2 separate regions of the Mus musculus genome follow, and region 2 is linked to region 1. Evidence: chromatin loops called from intact Hi-C (ENCODE). Cell type or tissue: heart. All regions are shown on one strand. Each heading gives the region's core, and the rest is flanking DNA. Links, peaks and the distances in the headings are about the cores only.

Region 1 (10,519 bases), core at 1,527-9,526:
AGAGGCTGAATGTCCCTAATCTAAAAACCTAAGATCGCCAATACTACAAAATCCAAAATGATTCTTTGAATAGGACCTCATGTATCTCAGGCTGGCTGGAATTCAGTATTTGAATTCAGTAGATGAGGATGACCTTGCACTTCTAATATCCCAGTCTCCCTTCAACCCCCCCACACACCTCCCTCTCCCCCTCTCAAGATTTATTTATTATTATACATAAGTACACTGTAGCTGACTTCAGACACACCAGAAGAGGGCATCAGATCTCATTACGAGTGGTTGTGAGTCACCATGCTGGGATTTGAACTCAGGCCTTCAGGAGAGGAGTCAGTGCTCTTACCAATTGAGCCACTTAGCCATCCCCAATCCCCCCATCTCTTTTCGAGAGCTGACATTAAAAGTGTATGGCACCATACTTGGATTATGTAGGGCTGAGATCCAACCTAGGAGTTAATGCATGCTAGACAAGCATTCTACCAACTGAGTTATATTCCCAGTTTCAGAAACCCTGGAAGCCTTTTAAACTTGACTTGTTTTGTATGTGTGGTGTGCAGACACGCATGCATATCCACATGTATGTACCTGTGTGTATGTAGACCAGAGGCTAATTGGAGTCTTCCTTGACTGTTGTCCACTTTGTACACTGAGGCAGGATGCTTGTTCTAGGGATTGTCTGTCTCTCACATCTGTGTAGCAAGTGCTTTACCCAATGAGCCACCCCTATCTCTTGAAATTAAAACTTTTTGATGATTACATTTTCAAATTCCCACATGAGAAATGCTCAAATGCTATGAAAATGTCTAAAAGACTGAAAAAGCAGCATCTGAAAAACTTTTGTCCCAAGCATTTAAGACAAAGGATGTCCGACCGTTATTTCAAGGTCTCGATATATTCTTCTGTACTTACTGGAACTATGGCCAAGTGAATGTCACTATGGTACTATCTCAGTTCATCCTGAGGGAAAGTATTAAAATCCTTTAAGATCTATTTATCTCTCTTCTGTTTGTTTGTTTAAAACAGGTTTTATGCACCCCAAGTTGGCTTCAAACTTAGAAGTGATTTATCTACATCAACTTCCTGATACTAGGATTATAAGAGCATCATCATTATGCCCTGCCAGTAAGCATGTACCCTGTAAAGAAGGCATTCAGCTGTTCTATGGAAAAATTCTTCAAGTTCTAAGTGACTAACTGAAGGCACTCACCTACGGAAACCAGACCCACAACTACAACCTTTGCTGTCTTTATCTTAAAGTACATATGGTAATCAAGTAAGCAAAAATGTTCTCCTTTTGAGATAGATAAGAGTCTTCATTTGTATCCCATGCTTACATCGAATCACAATTCCCCACAATGCTGGGGTCACAGACCCAATCAGCTAAACCACCTATCTCTTTTAACCAAACTAACAGACTTAACTATAAAAAAAAAATCAATAAAATAAAAAAGGGGGAAAGAAGACTGAATAAAGTCAAAGATCACAAATGGGGCCAGCAACATGTGACTCACATACATACACATGGGGTGACCATTGCTAGAATTTTACTAAGAAATCCCAAGTGATTTGGGGAAGTGAAAGAATGCGCACATCTCCCATTTATCAGTGTCTCAGGCTAGAGACCTTTGCATTTCTAACAGACTCCTCACTCCACAACCCTTACCCTACCCAGACACAGGAACAAATAGGCTTATATTCCATAACAAGTAACCTAAATAATATAGTAGTGCCTATGTTGGGCACCCAAAGAGTTAGCTAGATTTTGTTGCTTTAATGCTAAGAATGCTAAAGGAAGCCAGGACATGAAAACAACCAAAACAGATGGGAGGAGGGGGACAAGGTGGGCACATCTCTAATCCCAGTACTCAGGAGGCAGAGGCAGGAGGATCTCTAAAAATTCCTGACAATCATGGTCTACATAGTGAGACCCATTCTCAAAATAAACAAATAATATACCAAAATAAATAAAAAGTTCAGCTTGTAATACCCACAAATTAATATCAATGTCTCTCAGTAGCCACTAGCCAGCTCTGCCATTTTACTTAACTAAAATTTAAAATACAAGGGGACTGCAAAGGTGGCCAGAGAACATTGGCTGCTCTTCCAGAGGACCAAGGTTCAATTCCCAGCACCCATATGGCAGCTCATAACTGTTTACAACTGCAGTTCTAGGGAATCCAACACATAGATAATACATGCAGGCAAAACACCAATGCAAATAAAAAATAAATCATTTAAAAAAAATCACGCCGGGTGTGGTGGCGCACGCCTTTAGTCCCAGCACTCGGGAGGCAGAGGCAGGCGGATTTCTGAGTTCGAGGCCAGCCTGGTCTACAAAGTGAGTTCCAGGACAGCCAGGGCTACACAGAGAAACCCTGTCTCGAAAAAACAAAAAAACAAAAACAAACAAACAAAAAAATCACCTGTGGCTATAGGTTGGAAAGCACAGACAGAAAGCTCATGCATTCTGTGGCTAATGCTGCGTGATCTAGAACCTTAGTTGGATAATCTGTACATTACCTGGAGGATTAAGCTGGGCTGGATGTTCAACAAGATTTGTGATTCCAAAATAATCTTCTCTCTTGGGATTTTCCTCTGTACTAAAATTGGAGGAAGAAGAGAAAACAAGATATGTGGGTAGAGATGATATAAAAAATAGCCTAGACAACAAACAACCAAACAGAATAGTTTAGAAACATAATGAAAAAATATCCATTTTCTATCTGTTCTACTATATTATGTACTACCTATATCATTTACTTAGGTTACACATAACTTTCCAAACAAGAAGTCTCATGAAACTTGCACATGTTGGGGCTGGTGAGATGACATGGTAGTTAAGAGCACTGGCTGTTCTTCCAGAGGATTCAGGTTCAATTTCCAGCAATCACATGGCAGCTCACAGCTGTCTCTAACTCCAGTTCTAGGAGACCCACCATCCTCATTCAGACATACATACAAACCACCAATGTTGCACATCTTTATACCAGTCATTCTCAATCTTAATCTCAGCTTCGATATCCCTGACAGGCAGCCTATTTTCTTTTTTTGATAAATTTTCATTTTATGTGCACTGGTGCTTTGCCTGCATGTATGTCTGTGTACAGGCGCCAGATCCCGCCTCACACAGATCCCCAGAACTGGAGTTAAAAACAATTGATAGCTGCCATGTGTGTGCTGGGAATTGAATTTAGGTCCTCTGGAAGAGCAGTCAGTGCTCTTAACCACTGAGCCATCTCTCCAGCTCCAAATATATTTTCTGATTAGCAACAATGAGTCACCAAGAAACAAGCTGACAAATAAATGGTTTGAAAAGTAAAAAAGGTTATGACACAGGCTGCTAAAGCCATTATCAGAATAAAGAAACAGATGCATAGTTCTCCAATAAAGCTTTTGTCATGTGTATATTGCGCATGTGTGTGCACATTTGAATGGAGGCCAAAAGAGCTGACACTGAGTGACTTGCTCAATCGTTCTCCACCTTATAGACTGGCTTGCCAGTAAACTGGAGGGATCCTCCTATCCCTGTCCTCCCTAGTACTGGGATTACAGGTCCAAACCATTATATAATTCCTGGTATGCTCACACCTGTTCCCTTTCCCTCTCCCCACCTCCTCCACACACACACACACACACACACACACAGGTTATTTTGTGTTCTGCATGCAATTATGTATGTGTACTATATATGTGCCCGGTACTTGCAAAGATCAGAGGAGGGAGTTGGATTCCCCTGGAACTGGAGTTACAGGTGGTTGGTTGTAAGCCATCATTTGGATGCTGAGTTAATTTAATTAAATGCTCTTTTTTTTTTTTTAAGATTTATTTATTTATTATATGTAAGTACACTGTAGCTGTCTTCAGACACTCCAGAAGAGGGGGTCAGATCTTGTTACAGATGGTTGTAAGCCACCATGTGGTTGCTGGGATTTGAACTCCGGACCTTCGGAAGAGCAGTTGGGTGCTCTTACCCACTGAGCCATCTCACCAGCCCCTAATTAAATGCTCTTAATTTCTGAGTTCCCATACCAGGCTTTTTAACTAGTGAAATCATATCCTAGACTAAACAGAAAGTAATAGTTTACCAACTGAGCAAACTTAGTTACACTAAGCTAATAAAAGTTTATTATTATTATTATTGGACCAATAAATTTCGAACCTTTGTCCAATAGGTAGGGATATAATTCTGTAGTAAAGCACTTACTTAAATTGCATGAGGTTCTGAGTGCTACTATAGTGTATTACTGATACTTCAAAAAAATGCCAGGAGTGACAGTACACACCTTTAATCTTAGTACCCAGGAGACAGAGACAGAGACAGGTGGATGTCTTTGAGTTTAAGGACACTCTACATAGTAAGTTTCAAGTCAGCCATGGCTACATAGTGAGACTCTATATCAAAATCTCTCCCTGCAAAACAAAAAACAAACCTACGAAAAGAAAAAGAATGAGAGCTGAAAGATGGCTCAGTGGTTAAGAGCACTGACTGCTCTTGCAGAGGTCCTGAGTTCAATTCCCAGCAACCACATGGTGGCTCACAACCATCTGTAATAGGATCCAGTGGTGCCCTCTTCTGGTGCGTCTGAAGACAGCTACAGTGTACTTATATATAAAATAAATAAATCTTATAAAAAAACAAAAACAAAAACAGAGAATCCCACTACAAACCTAAAAAAAAAAAAAAAAAGAATGAAAAGTAATCAATTACTAAATAAAGCAAGAGGACCAGAGAGATAGCTCAATGGCTAAAAACACTTCTATTCTACTAGGCTGGGAGGTGGTGTTGAACACCACTACAAAGTTTTCAGGGATATCTAGAAAAAACATGTCAAAAAAAAAAAACCCAAAACACCCAACAACAATAAAGCCATCAAAAAATAAAAAAAACAACAACAACAAAAAAGCAAAACCAATTAACTAACCAACCGACCAAAATAACCCACTTCTGCTTTTCCAGAGGCCCTGGGTTCAGTTCCTAGCACTCACACAATGACTTGTCAAAAGGTCTAACTCCAGGTCCAGGGGATCTGACCCTCTTTTCTGACCTCCTCAAGCACTAAGGAAACATGTGGTGCACATACATACACATGCAGGCTATTCAGGCAAAACATTCACACATGGGCTGGAGAGACGGCTCAGTGGTTAAGAGCACTGACTACTCTTCCAGAGGTCCTGAGTTCAAGTCCCAGCAACCACATGGTGGCTCACAACCATCTGTAATGGGACTCAATGCCCTCTTGTGGTGTGTCTGAAGACAGCTACAGTGTACTCACATACATAAAATAAATAAATCTTAAAAAAACAAAACAAACAAAAAACCCATTCACACACATACAATAGGAAAAAAAAAGCTGGCTGTAATGGCACACATCTGAAATTCCAGTATTCTTACAACTAAATGGGAACTGGAAAAAGTGAATGGGCTGGCCAAATCCTATGTGTAACACACTGGAGCCAACAAGAGTGACCCCCCACCCCCATCCCCACACACCCATCTCAATAATGCAGAAGGAAAGACTGACAAAACTGTCCACTGAGCTCTATACACGGGCATGTACACCTGCATGTGTATGAGCACACAGACAGACACACACAACTAAACAAATTTAAAGGGGGAAAAAAAACAACAATAAACATTTTTCTTTTCTTTTTTTTGCAGTTCTGGAGATCAGACCTAAGTGCCTTCCATATACTAGGCACATGTTCAACCACTGAACTAGGTCCCTAGACCTATAAATGGATCATTATAAACATGTAAAATATATAGAATACATAGTAAGAAAAAATATAAAACTTGAAAATATGGCAAGATAAAATAAGCCCTGGGTTCATTGCCAGCACTGCAAAAATAAAGAAGTAAATATGTTTTTCAGACTCACTTTGCATTATTTGTCTCTGATTTTGGTAAACTAACCCCAAAAGCTAAATATAACTCAAGACAGCTTGAAAATCTGTTGTGTAGTTATCTATTCCCTTTGCATTTAAAGTGGTATTTGAGGTGTCTGTAGCACCTTTCTCTTGGCATTTAACACTCACAGGTCAAAGCCGTTGGGTATGATGTACGAGTCCCACCACTCAATCTCAGGGATATCGCCTTCCTTTAGCTCCTTTTTGGGAGCAATGAGGGCAAGTCTAGTCGAAGTATGAATGCCTGTTTTTCTAGCAGCTTGTGAAATCTCTGCTTGCAGCTTCTCCAATTGAGCCTAAGAGCAAGATCAAACAAGATAGGAAGGTAAGTTGGAGCAAAGGAAAGTTGTCGAGTTACAAATTTAATAACAAATTTAACCCTTATTAAATTCTAATACCTAATGTAATGAATTCACAACTTCTAAAGGATTTGAAAGATAAACTGCCTTATTTTTTACGCAGTTTACTTAGTCCTCTGACTCTTGTCTCTCCTTTCACTCATACTGTAGATATACATTAGTGGGATTCTACGAAAACCTCATTCTGAGAAGACAAAAGGGACTATTTAATTAACTACATTCAATCCAACTCTCCCAAGCACGTAGATTTTCTGTAGTAAATTCTAACATCAGGTTATCATTCATCAAAAGAAGTCAGGAAACTGGCTTTGAACTGTTTTCCTCAACTGTTGGTCAATGGGGAGTGCTCTATACAAGCAGAAAGCAGTCAGGAAGAGAAACCGAGTAAACAATAAATAGTCTAAGAATATAGCACTTAAACCAATTACACTGTTTTAAATTATGTTTCTATTTCCCAAAAATATGGACCTAAAAGTGTCTTTGTGTCAGCTTCTGAGCTTCTAAATTACCTTTGTCCGTAATCGTTGAGCAATTTTCTCAAATTTGCCCTTGTCATGGAATTTAAAAGTGCGTCTTTGGCGCTGGGAAGGGGCAATTGAGACTCGGGGGTCAAAAAAGGTATTAGACTCCATGTCTTCTGATGGCTTTTCTTTTAGCTGCTGCTTGAACTGTTCCCTCTTCACAGCCCGAATGTTTGCCTTCAGGGTGGGCATGCGATGTGTGAGCTCCACCTCCTTGCCTGTCGCATCCACAGTGCGGCCTTGCTCGTCCAGGATCAATGGGGTAGGCTTAGTTTGGTCTTTTAACTCTACTTTCCTGAAAAAACAAAACATCCCTCAGAGAAATAAATCCTACATAGAACCTTGAAGCAAGGAAAACCCAACAGAAAACAAAAGGAGTCAAAATTATCAAAGACAACTGTAAATTAACCTTAGGGAAGGCAATCTTGTCAGTGCTTTATAAAATCTCCATTAAAAAAAAAAATCAGAGTAAGGGGACAGTTAGGAGTGCTGGATACTCTAGCAGAGGACCTGGGTTTGAGTTTCAGCTCCCACTTGGGGCTTGCAGCTGTCTGTAACTTGAGTTCTAGGGAATCCTATGCCTCTTTCCGACCTCTGATGACACTATTTACCCATGACCTACACAGATATACCTGCAGGAAAATATTCATACACATAAAATAAATAAATCTTGAAACAACAACAACAAAACAGTAAAAAAAAAAAACAAAAACCAAAACCAATGTAAATTAGTTCTGCTTTTTAGCTAAGAGTTAATATAAAACATCAAACCAGGCTGAAGATATATCTCAGTATTGGCTAAGGATATAACTCACTCAGTATTAGAGCATTTGTACAGAATATTCAAGTTCATGGGTTACCATAAAAAATACATCAAATTAAGTACTTAGATACAGGGCATAATCTAACGAAATTAATTCTAAAATCATACTTTTTTTTTCCTCCTGGCTATCCTGGAACTTACAGGATATAGACCAGATTATGTAGACCAAGCAGACCAGCCTCAAACTCAGAGATTCCCTGCCTCTGCCTCTGCTTCATAAGTACTGAAATTATATGTGCCACCACTACCACTTGGCCATTATCTAATCTTATTTTATTCCCAAATTCTTCTCTTTTTTTCAAAATTTATTTTCAAGTCCTCTAGAACCGGACTTACAGATGGCTGTTAGCCAACCTGTGGGTGCTGGGAACCAAACCTTGGTCCTCTGGAATAGCAGCAAGTGTTCTTAACTACTTAGCCACCTTTCCACCCCTACCCTCACCCCTGCTTCTTTTGTTGTTATTTCACGTGCACTGGTGTTTTGCCTACATGTATGTCTATGTAAGTGTGTTGAATCCTGCAGAACTGGAGTTACAAACAATTGTGAGCTACCATGTGGATACTAGGAATTGAACCTGAATCCTTTGGAAGAGCAGCCAGTAGTTTAACCATTGAACCATCTTCCAGGTCATTTCCCTCCACCCCCACCCCTTTTGTGGTGGTTCAAGAGTCTGAGAGCCCAAGGCCTCCTGCATACTAGGCAGATGTTCTACCACTGGGATGCATGGGAAGCAACTCTATCATCTGTTCCTAAGTTCTTGAATTAGTCTTGGGATGCCAGAACAATCACAAACGAGACAGGGTCTTGCTATGTAGTTCTGACTTGCTAAGAACTTGTTAGGTAGACTAGTCTAGATTCATATTTACCTCACTACTCTTGCTTCTCCCTCCTGAGTAACAGAGTTGCAGACATGTACCACCATGTGCCACCCATCTAACATATGGTCTCGACCAATACTGGTTAATGGCTGAAGCTCTTAAGTAATAAGCCAAGAAATCTGATTCTATTCTTACCTCCATTATTAAGTGAAAAGTATTATTTTAGTTCTATCAGTTATAAGCAGACAACAAACTACAATAAAGCCAAAAAATGTAACTGAATTAAAATCATTTATTAAAAATAGGAAACTTGCCAGGCGGTGGTGGCGCACGCCTTTAATCCCAGCACTTGGGAGGCAGAGACAGGTGGATTTCTGAGTTCGAGGCCAGCCTGGTCTACAAAGTGAGTTCCAGGACAGCCAAGACTATACAGAGAAACCCTGTCTCGAAAAACCAAAAAAAGAAAGGGAAACTTTTAAGAAATTATTTAATGTTCTTTGAGTTTAAAAAAGTCAGTAACGGGCTAGAGAGATGGCTCAGTAGTTAAGAGCACTGACTGCTCTTCCAGAGGTTCTGAGTTCAATTCCCAGCAACCACATGGTGGCTTACAACCATCTGTAATGGGATCCACTGCCCTCTTCTGGTGTTTCTGAAGACAGGACAGTGTACTCGTACATAAAATAAATAAAATAAATACGTCTTTTAAAAAAAAGTTAGTAATATTCAAGTAAATTACCTTTAAATAACTACCCCAGAACTTTTAGAAGTGATATGGGACTGTGTGAAAGATACTCACGGTGGAGCTATGCCCATGGCATGGAGATTAGCTAGGCCCACCATGTTGGCATTGCCAATAAGCCCTGGCTTCAACGCCAGCTGGGCCTGGATTCGGGCTTGCAGCTCGGCAGCTTTCCTCGCCTTCTCAATGGCATCGTTCATAAAGGTAGCGGCCTGGGAGGGCTGAATAGTGTTGCCGATGGGAAGTCGCTCTGGTTGGGAAGAAGAAGGTGTCTTTGGCTATAAGACAAGAGATTAAAAGAAATCAGAGAGTGTGTGATAGGCATACAGATACATACACAGCATGGCAGATTATGGTGGACAACTGGAGCCCTTTCCGGCCTCTCATGTGGATGAATGACAACAACCTTGTGCTAACTCTTCTTTTCCGAGCAATCAGGCACCATACCTGAGGTGCAGGGGGGCTGATGAAGCTCAGCTGTTTTTTCCGTTCCTCGATTTGTCGTGTTGCTGCTTCCATCATCTGTTTGATCTGTTCTCCAGAGGGAAAAGGTGGAAAAGATTATTTCCTCCCATAAATGTTCCTAAATTAAAAAGCATTCAGTTCTAGAGACCTAAAAGATTGTGAATGTCTCCACAATAAATATATTATCTATACCATAGACAAGAAAATTTGCTAAAGATAAGCCTATACCCTTAAGCACTAGAATTTTTCAATCTTTTCCCCCCATGTTAGGATTGATATATTAGGTAGTATATGTGACTGAGACTCAGACAATATGAGGTTAGAACTGTACCACACTTTCTGCCTGTATTTCTTTGGATAAGGCATTAATACCTTAACCTCTCATCAATCTAAAAGAGGGGAAGCAGTACATGCACACTTCCTAACATTCATTCCTACATTCAAGTGGACAGGGAGGCTGTAGAGATGGTTCACAGCTAAAGCACCAATCACTCTTGTTTAGGACCTGAGTTCAGGTCCCAGCATCCATATGGTGGCTCACAACCATCTCTAACCAGTTCTAGGGTATCTGATACTTCTAACTCCCACAGGTTCCTGCATGCACATAAAAATTCATACTATGTTTAAAAATCATGGTTATCAGCCAGGCATGGTAGCATACACCTTTAATCTCAGCACTTGGGAAGCACTAGCAGGCAGATCTGAGTCTGAGGCCAGCTAGGGTAACAGCAAGACTTTGTCTTTAAAAATGTTAATGATCATGTTATCAGCCCCTGAATTCCTACTGTAGGTATGCATGGGCAATGGTGCAAGGCCTCTTTCGATGCTTGTTATGTTCTAACGAAGAGCAGAAAGAAGCTCTAAAGATATAGTCAAGCTAAGTGCTATC
Region 2 (10,519 bases), core at 1,645-9,644, 330 kb before region 1:
ATATTAGCCTAGAAACTCAGAGCACCCAAGATACAATTTGCAAAACACATGAAACTCAAGAAGAAGGAAGACCAAAGTGTGGATACTTCAATCCTTTTTAGAAGGGGGAACAAAATACCCATGGAAGGAGTTACAGAGACAAAGTTCAGAGCAGAAACTGAAGGAATGACCATTTACAGACTGCCTAACCTGGGGATCCATCCCATAAACAACCACCAAACCCAGACACTATTGCAGATGCCAACAAGATTTTGCTGACAGGACCCTGATATAGATGCCACCTGTGAGGCTCTGCCAGTGCCTGGCAAATACAAAAGCGGATGCTCACAGCCATCCATTGGGCTGAGCACAGGGTCCTCAATGAAGGACCTAGATAGAGAGAGTACTCAAGGAGCTGAAGGGGTTTGCAGCCCCACAGGAGGAACATCAATATGAACTAACCAGTACCCCAGAGCTCCCTGGGACTAAACCACCAATCAAAGAAAATATATGGTGGTACTCATGTCTCTAGCTGCATATTTAGCAGAGCATGGCCTAGTCGGCTATCAATGGGAGGAGAGGCCCTTGGTCTTGTGAAGGTTCTATGCCCCAGTATAAGGGAATGCCAGGGCCAGGATTGGGAGTAGGTGGGTTGGGGAGTAGGGGGAGGGGCAAAGGGGATAGGGGATTTTCAGAGAGGAAAGTAGGAAAGGGGATAGCATTTGAAATGTAAATAAAGAAGATATCTAATTAAAAAAAAAAAAAGAGTAAGAGACCTAGTAAATCTGGTCAGCTTCAGGAACTTCCTGAAACTGTTAACTTGTTCACTTTCTGATCCAGCAGGATGGAATTTTTTATTTCCCTAAGAACATCCTGAGTCTTTTAAATGAGCTCCCCTCCAAAAGTGGAAGGTTTTAATCTCGGAGAAAACTGCTACATAAGCCAACATTTCATTGGTCTCTACATTTGCTCTGCTGTTCCTTAAAGAGGGGGAGGGTCCTTCATAGAAGGACAGCTCCAAAATCTTCCCTAGGTTTAGGTTTAGGTTTAGCAGACAGAAAAGATACAAAATTGCATCCCAGTTGAAGCAATTAGTGTCCCCGGAGTGTATTCTGCTGCTGAGTTGTATCCACAAGAGACATTTTTTTTTTTAACCTGAATGTGCTTATTGACTGTTAAAGACAAGCTGATTCCCTATTGGACAAAATTACAGAATTATTTTACCTTGTTCTAGAATCTACTTCTGCCTAAAGAATATCCTTTAGATTTTCTGTTTTTAAATTTTAAATTTAAAATTGTATATGAATGTCTCAGATATCAAACTCAGGTCTTTTGTCTTGGTAACAGGTTATGCTAAGGTGTCTTGCAGGCTTTTTGCTAGTTTCTTGATAAGTGTTTTTATGGGAAGTTTGCCTTTTATTACATTTTGCATATTAAAATGTGGTTATTTCTAACATGTCTTATAATTTTCTCATATATGTATATTTGAAATGGGTGTATTTACATATTTGAAAAATACTGATTTCTGTCTCATAGTAAGCTACCTTGTTTTTATTTCTTTATGAATTTTTCAATTGATTCTTGTTACAGGATATTGGAACCTGTTCCTAGTTAGGGTGTGACCTAGTACTTAGCACACACCTTTAATCCCTCTGGCTACAATACAGGCATGCTGTTAGTACTCACCTTTAATCCCAAACAAGTAACGTTAGTTTGTAAAAGGAAACACCCATCTTTGAAAGTGATGTCTAACTGAGTGGCAGAAAACGTGACAGAATAGGATATGCCCAACTCTCAGGAGAAGAGAGAGGAAAGGGACAGCGCAGGAGGAAGAGGAGAGTGCAGCGCAGGGATACAGCAGAGTCCGGGGAGAGCAGTGCAGTGGAGTTGAGAGGGAGAGTGGAGCAGCAGAGAGGGAGGAGGAGGAGGTGTTACCAGGAGAGCTTTACAGAGACAGATTGAAGAGAGAACAAGCTGGACACAGGTGAAGACAGAATGAGCCAGAGAATGAGAAGGAGCCAGAAGACTAGAAAAGATTGCTGGAGTTAGTTAGAAGCCAAGCGGAGCAATTCAGAGGCTAAAAGAAAATCCGACTTGAATCAAGTCAGCTTGAAAAGGAGTTTGATCCAGAACAGCAGAGTTGAGTCAGCCAGCCAGAGCTCAGAAAGAACTAGGAAGGGGTGAGCTGGCTCAGCAGTAAGTCGCCGAGGCTAAAACATTCTGGGCCTAGGTTAGAGTGTACGGAGGCTAAACACTTCTGGGACTAGGCCTAGGTTAGCCGACAGAGGCGGTAAGCCTGAGACCACAATTAATATCTAGCAAAGAAAAGACACTTTTACAGATTCTCTTTAATTTTTTTAGTATGCAAATGTATTTACCCAGAGGTAAATCTCATCTTTCTTATTTTTCTAATTTGCCTTTAGTTTCTCTCTTGTGTATTTGCATTCCTCCAAAATGATGGTAAGTAATGGGGGTAATAAAGTTTGACCCAGAAACAACTATATTTGTAGGAGCAGTGAGTTGTACTGAGAAGCTGCTCAGGAGCTGGTGAGGTGGCTCGGGGTAAACACTGTTGCCACCGTGCGGGATGACTCTAACTCCGTCCTCCAGACCCTTGTGACAGATAGGAGAACTGATTCCTGCAAGGTGTCTGATCCACAAACAGACACGATGAATAAGTAACTAAAAAAAAAAATTAGAAGTACATATTTATTTAGCTCCCATTAAACAAATGTTTACTTTCCATATTCTAGGTTATAAATAATGTTCCAATTCCTAGTTGATATTCTGACACAAAGTTTAAAATAGTTTGTCAGTCTTTTCAGTGGTTTGTGGGGTTGGGACTGCACACGTTGGGATGTCCAGTCATTGTGTATGTGGGAGGTCAAAGGTCAACCTTGGGCCTTGTTCTTCAGATGCTGCCCATCTTTTCACAAGGTCACTCACTGGCCAGGGACTCTCCGCGTAGGCTAGGCTGGCCGGCCAGAGGGCACTAGGGAATTTCCCATTCTGCTTCCTTAGCAGTGGGATAACAGTCACCATCCAAGGCCCTACCTTTAAAAAACAAACAAGGAGTGGAGAGAGGCTCAGTGGTTAAGAGCACTGACTGCTCTTCCAAAGGTCCTGAGTTCGAATCCCAGCAACCACGTGGTGGCTCACAGCCATCTGTAATGGGATCTGATGCCCTCTTCTGGTGTGTCTGAAGACAGCTACAATGTACTTATATATAATAAATAAATAAATCTTTATAAAACAAACAAACAAACAACCTGTTAAGTTTTTTTATGCATGTATATGTGTGTTCTACCTGCATGCATGGTACACAGGGAGGTGAGAAGAAGGCATTGGATCCTCTGGAACTGGAGTTGCAGACAGTTGTGCGCTGTCACATGGGTGCTGGGACCTGAACCCATGTTCTTTGCAAGAGCAGCCACTGAGCCATCTCTCCAGCCTTGCTCCTGGCTTAAAAGTTTTGTGTTTTTGTGATTATGTGTATTTGTGTGAGTGCACGTTTGCAGAGTTCAGAAGATGCTGGATTCCCAGAGCTGGGGCTGCAGGCAGCTGGGAGCTTCCTGATATGGGGGTTGGGGACTAAACTTAGGGTCCCCTGCAAACAGCAAGTGTCTCAACCACTGAGCTGTCTCTCTAGGCCCTCCAACTGCTTGTTGGTCTCGTTTATTACATAGTCCCTTTCTGAATTTTTCTCCAGTTGCTTAAAGCACCTTTTCACTGTTGGTTACTTCAAGTCAGTATCCAAGCTGCAGTTCAACTTTAAATATTAAGTTGATTGTAGGGTTGGCAAGATGGCTCAGCAATGAACGCACTTGCTGTCAAGCCGTCCCAGGACCTACACGGGAGAAGTAATGCAGCCATCCCTCCAAGTTGCCCTCTGACCTCCACACACACACAGTGGTATGTGCACACTTTACACATACACTCAATGAACAAATGTAATTTCTGAAGAGTCTGCTCTGTTCTTTAACAGTCACCTACTCCCACCCTCCCTATACACACACTTTCCCCTCTCGCTGTGGCGGGAGCACAAAGGACCTTGTGCTCACAGATAAGCCCTGGGGAAACCAGGAGTGTTAAGCAGGTTTGTCTCTCTCCAACAGGAGACATGTGTAACCTGTCTTTCTACCCAGAAGGCTGGAGTGGTGGTGGTCAACAACCTGGTGATTTGTGTGTTCTGAAGAGCCAGGCCACACCAAGCTACCACAGCCAGGACCTGAGATACTTAGTAGTCCAGGTGACCTTTGTGTTATCTGTATGGCCAGATCCCCACAGCCAGGCCCAGAGGTGGGATCCTCCCCTAGTCCCGTAAGATAACACATGTGGCCTCTCTCTAGAACCCATCTTCATAAAGCTTTTTTCTAAATTGTACTGTATACTTGCTATAAACCCTCTGGGTCTGACTCTAGAAGTCTGAACCAACATTGGCTGACTAAGTGAGGTTGAGACAGATTTTCTTCTTGCCTCCTGTGGGTTGTTACTTTGCAGGCCCTGGCTTCTGCAGTCACCTCCACATTCATTGATTTAATGGCTTGATGATTTGATTAATTGCTTCATCTTTGTGTCCAGGGTCCCAGTGCTTATTACTGTAATCTGAACTGGTTCTCATGATCTTCACAGACACAATGAGAGAGAAATGAAGGCATACGAATGATAATAGCATGCTCTACATTTAATTACACAGGCTTTGTTGAAACCAGAAGATCTGTGAGACTTCAGTATTGTTTATTTTTTGCCTGTAGTTTCCAACTCCTCTGCCACTGGAAAGCTTTTCTGAATCATTAAGCGGCTTTCTACTTACACTGTGCTTGTCAGGACTGCGGTAATCCAGTCTGTCACTTTGGTACTTACAGTCATAACGGCTTTCTTTCCTGAGGCTTTTAAATGATTTGTTTGGGTTTTATTATAGTGGGGGAGGTGCAGTGCCCTCAGAAGCCAGAAGATGGCACCAGATCTCCTGGCGCTCAAATTGCGGGCATTCCTGAGCTGGCATCCAAACTCTGATAACTTGGATAAGCTCATTCTGCTAAGCCATCTCTCCAGCTTCCTGAAGCAATTTACATGCACACACACACGCATGCGCGCGCGTACAAACACACACACACTCACACACCCATACACACAGACACACACGGAAACACACACACACACACACATACACACACACTCACACACCCATACACACAGACACACAGACACATACACACACGCACACACACACACACACACACACCCATACACACAGACACACACGGGCGCGCACACACACACACACACACACACACACTGTTTTTTAAAGAAATGTTTCTCTGTATCTCCCTGGCCATGCTGGAACTCACTCGGTAGTCCAATCTGGCCTTGAACTCAAGAGATCTGCCGCCTCTGCCTCCTGAGTGCCGGGACTAAAGGAATGTACCACACATGCCCAGTCTGATTTTGTTTGTTTGTTTGTTTGAATTTTGTATAGGTTTTAGCTCTAACTCAGACTAACCTAGAACTCACTGTATAACCCAGGCCAGCATGTAATTTGTGTCTCAGCCTCCCCAGGGTTGGCATGCACCACAATGTCTGGCCTATGGATGTAGAGAATAAAGGTACTTGGTTTTGTGTTTTGTTTTCTTTGTGGATAAAAGGTCTTATGTATAGAAAATTCCAGGAAGTGCATTGAAAAACAATCAGAACTAATGTAATGCGCTTGACATAGCTACAGGACACAAATAAAGATACAAAAGTCAGGGTATTTCTTTTTTAATTAACCAACTGAAAATGAAATTAAGAAAACAACTGTATTTAAAGTAACATCCAAAATAATAAAGAAAAAGCAAAAAGAACACAAAAGTTACATTCTCCAAACTACAAATTCTGTTTTGCAAGGCTCAGAAAGGCTGGGTGGGGTAGATCACACTTGCAATGCCAGCACACAGGAGGCAGAGGCAGGGGGATCAGTGTAAGACAGAGGCCTGGACTATAATAGATGGAGATCTGGGATAGCCAGGGCTCACAGCAAAACTGTCTATACACGTAAAATTAAAAATAAATACAGACAGCAAAGAAAACTTAAGTAAAAGCTAGGTGTGGTTCATGTGTGTAGTCCCAGCACTTGGGAGGTTGAAGCAGGGGGATTGCTGCAAGTTCAAGGCTAGCTTAGACTAAATAGTGAGCTCCAGACTAACCTGAGCTATGTAGCAAGATCCTATCTCAAAACAGTCAGAAATTCTGCTCTATTCTATTACGTGTATGAACTTTGAAAAAATTCTAGTGAAGCAAGCCAAGCAAACACATACTGTGCTCCCGCACACAGGGGGTATTTAACACAGCGAAGTCAACCAGGAGCAGAACCAACTGAGCGCTCTAGGCGTGGGGAGACAGGGAGATGACGCTGCTGTTTAACAGGAATGGAGGGAAATGGGGAAATTGCAGAGTCTGGCTGTGTGGGGGCAGGAAGCTTATTGTAACTCTACTTTCGATTCTTTTTTTTTTTTAACCCAAAACTACCCTAAAAATTATCTACTTTATAAATGGTCTAGAAATGGTGGCTATTTAGTTTTTTGAGACAGGATCTTTGATATATGTGTGACTGTAATATGTAGGTGCGTGTGTGTGTCCTTTGCATGTGACTGTAATATGTAGGTGCTTGTGTATGTCCTTTGCATGTGGCTGTAATATGTAGGTGCATGCCTGCATGCACAAGCAGAGGCCAGAGAGGCACCAAGTGCTTTCCTCTATCTTTATCCACCATATTCTTTTAACACAGTTTATCTCACTGAACCAGACGTGTGCCATTTCTGCTAGGTCAGCTGGCCAGCAAGATCTGAGGATCCACCTGTCCCCACCCTGAAATGCTAGGGTTACAAGGACATGGGGCCACACCTGGCTTGTTAGCTGGGGGCTGGAATTCAGACTCAGGGTTTCGTAGTCACAGAACAAACATTCTTAGCCCACTGTGTGTCTCCCCAGTCCCCCAGTTATCCTTCCTAAACCCTCTGTGCTAAGCATGTCTACCTCTCTTCCCTGTGTTTCTTGGAGGAAGGGTAGGGAGTAGCAATTTTATTGTGAAAATAATGCCTGTTATTAAATTCCCAGTACAATTGTGTAAATTAACAGAGACAAAAAGCAGCCATTGAGCTGGGCGTGGTGGCGCATGCCTTGGGAGGCAGAGGTAGGATCTTTTCTGAGTTCGAGGCCAGCCTGGTCTACAAAGTGAGTTCCAGGACAGCCAGAGCTATACAGAGAAACCCTGTCTCGAAAACAAACAAACAAACAAAGAAAACAACAAAAAGCAGCCATTGTACTGTCTTAAAATTCAGACTCTTTTAAATTTCTTTTATGAGAAACCAGCTTATGTTTAATCGTAATATTTTTAAATTGTACATTTATTTATTTATTTATTTATTTATTTATTTATTTACTTATTTATTTATTTATTTATTTATTTGACATCTTCCCTCCCACCCAATAGGTAGACCCTTAAAATGACAGGAAAACAGCACCAATCACAGGTTGAATAGCTTAACAAGTTCACCCCTTCCGTTCCTATATGGCACTCCCAGTATTCCTTAAAACACCAGTGGACCTGGCAGTGGCCGGCACACATTTCAACTTCAGGGCTAAGAACCAGAGGGTCATGATATTGAACAGAGCTGTGTAGCAATGGGGGAGGGGGAGCTGGGGGTAGCAACCAGAAAGTTCCAGATGTCAGGAAAGCAAGAGCCTCCCAGGACCCCGCAGGGATGACATTAGCTGAAATACCCCACAAAGGGGAGGGAGAACCTGTTGAGACCATATCCAGAGGTTAGGCAAGGCCCCCGGTTGATGGATGGGGCCACCCACCCATGTCCAAAGTTTTAACCCAGAAATGTTCCTCTTTAAAGGAAATACAGGGACAAAGAGTGGAGCAGAGACTGAAGGAAAGGCCATCCAGAGATTGCTCGACCTAGGGATCCATCCCAAATGCAGACACCAAACCCAGACACTATTGCTGCTGTCAAGAAGCACTTGCAGACAGGAACCTGATACAACTGTGTCCTGAGAGGCTCTGCCACACCCTGACCAATACAGATGCAGATGCTCACAGCCAACCATTGGACTGAGCACAGGGACCCCAATGGAGGAGTTAGGGGAAGAACTGAAGGAGCTGAGGGGATTTATCTGGCTTCAGTGGGAGGGGAGGCCCTTGGTCCTGTGAAGGCTTGATGCCCCAGTGTAGAAGAATGCTAGGGCAGTGAGGCAGGAGTGGGTGGGTCGGTGGGTGGGGGAGAACCCTCATAGAAGCAAGGTAAGGGGGGGGGGATTGGGATAGGGGGTTTGCAGAGGGGAAACCAAGAAAGGGGATAACATTTGAAATGTAAATAAATAAAATATCCAATAAGGAGGAGGAGGAAGAGGAGGAGGAGGAAGTTGAAGTTCAGATCCTCTGAGCTTTGTGTAATGCAGTGTGGCTCTCACCCAGAACTGGTCCCACTCCATAGCTGGGGAACTTTAAATGCACCAGTGGAAAAAAAAGCTGTTTTCCCACCAAGGGAAAGAAAGAAAATGAGAGTCGTCTAAAATTAAGTAAAGTTTCTCAGGAAAAACTTGAAGCAACTGTTTCTAGGCCACGAAGCAGAGAGGTGATGATTTCAGAAGTTAGCGAGGACTGAGCGGTGGCCCTGCAGCGAGGCTTCCTCTTTCTGCTTTCATTTCCCTCCGAGGGGTTCTGGGAACTTCTCATCATCATCATCAAGGCACTGCGTTCTAGTGTCCTGCCTTGCAATGCTTCTAGATCACTTTAGTTAAAGCAACATGGAGCAAGCCAGTGCGCGCCATTTCCAGGGAAGCTACTGTACAAAATCCAGTTTGTGGTGTGGAATGTTCCGGAAGGATCCTTTTCCTTTCTTCTCTGCCCAACTTCCTCCCCACCCTCTTGCCTCCAATTACTACGTACTGGGAGCTTTGTACGGCCAGAGCCACTTCAGATCTTGTATGTGTTTTTTTAAAGTTGGTTGGGAGAATTAAAGGACCGTACATGGCACAGTGTGGAATAAAGTCCTAACCTTGTGCTACCGTCTGTCGGGTTCACAACATCACTGATGGGGAAAGGGGAGAGAGGTCGTCAAGGAAGGGGCTTCCTGCGAGTTCTACACGTGGATCTTCTGGAGAGACATTAAGGAATGGAGAAAGCCAGTCTTGACAGGAAGAGACAAGAATGACAGCAAGGAAGCCGGGCCGTGGTGGCGCATACCTGTAATCCCAGCACTTAGGAGGCAGAGGCAGGCGGATTTCTGAGTTCGAGGCCAACCTGGTCTACAGAGTGAGTTCCAGGACAGCCAGGACTGCACAGAGAAACCCTGTCTTGAAAAACAAAAAAACAAAAACAAAACAAAACAGAAAAAGAATGACAGCAAGGTGCAAGGCCCCCAAACAACACGACTACAACAAAGATGGGATTTACAGGGAAGTCTGTTCTGCATTGAGGAAAGTGCTCAAGAATGAGTCGGGCTGTGGGGAATGACCCTGGGTGTGGGGAACGAGCCTTAAACCAGGAAGGATGCCTGCTACACAAAGAAGCACTTGCAGACAGGAGCCTGATACAACTGTTCCTGAGAGGCTCTGCCACACCCTGACCAATACAGATGCAGATGCTCACAGCCAACCATTGGACTGAGCACAGGGACCCCAATGGAGGAGCTGAGGGGATTTATCTGGCTTCAGTGGCAGGAGAGGCCCTTGGTCCTGTGACACCCATGTAACACACTGGGTGTAGAAGCCTGTACCTTTAGTTCTAAGGCATCAGTTCTCAACCTTCCTAATGTCATGATCCTTTAATACAGTTCTTCATGTTGCGGTGACCCCTCCCCCCACCATCAAATTATTTTTGTTGCTACTTCCTAACTGTAAGTTTGCTATTGTTATAAATCATAATGTAAATATCTGTGTTTTCCAACGGTCTTATGTGACCCCTGTGAAAGGGTCATTTGACACTCCCCCTGGGCCGCTCTAAGGGACTCAGTGTCCTCTCCTGGCCCCAACATAGGCACAGGAGCACTGTGTATCTATTTAAACCACACACAAATAAATAAAATAATTTTGATCATGAGGAAAAACATGATCAAAATGTATGAAAATTTTTTTCCCAATTTTTTTCCCTCTTCCTTCATCAGCCGGGTCTCATGTGCCCAAGCTGGTCCTCAACTCATCGTGTAGCCAAGTATGATCTTGAATCCCTGATCCTCCTGCCTCTACCTCCCAAAGAGTAAAATTATAGACACGTGTCACTAGACCCTATTTTACATTTTTTAAATCTCGGTAGACATCATCTTTTTTGCGTTTTTGTTAACTTGACACAGGCTAGAGTCATTTTGGAAGAGGAGACCTCAACTGAGATGATGCCTGCCGCAGCCTGACGCCTAGGTCTGCATCTTCATGGATGATGGATTGGGAGGACTCAGCCCACGGTGGGCAGGGCCCCCCTGGGCTGGTGGTCCTGGGTACGATAAGAAGGCAAGCTGAGCAAGCCAGTAAGCAGTGTTCCTCAATGGCCTCGATCAGC

Evidence for each region. Hi-C counts contacts between places; a loop is a spot of excess contacts. Peaks named below come from ENCODE experiments on the same cell type or tissue, not always from the same donor. Only the 100,000 strongest peaks of a DNase experiment are listed, where the experiment ranks them.
Region 2: a loop joins it to region 1, with 2.4 times the contacts of the local background. A loop is called at or near these places in 5 of 42 quality-filtered maps.

What each region holds. Positions count from the first base shown.
Region 1 is chr3:95,838,153-95,848,671 of GRCm38, forward strand. Prpf3 (pre-mRNA processing factor 3) reads right to left here. Exons shown (of 16, transcript NM_001316751.2): 5 at 9,613-9,696; 6 at 9,223-9,443; 7 at 6,773-7,079; 8 at 6,034-6,200; 9 at 2,518-2,597. Among named protein-coding and RNA genes, the nearest start is that of Prpf3, 12 kb to the right of the region's middle. In heart, for the core only: a CTCF peak has its summit at 4,569 (motif pointing left); no DNase peak of the experiment used is centred there.
Region 2 is chr3:95,512,713-95,523,231 of GRCm38, forward strand. Gm40096 (a long non-coding RNA gene) reads right to left here. Exons shown (of 3, transcript XR_867467.1): 3 at 10,499-10,519. Among named protein-coding and RNA genes, the nearest start is that of Gm40096, 6.5 kb to the right of the region's middle. In heart, for the core only: a CTCF peak has its summit at 4,910 (motif pointing right); DNase peaks (open chromatin) are centred at 6,359 and 8,729; H3K27ac peaks cover 5,639 bases.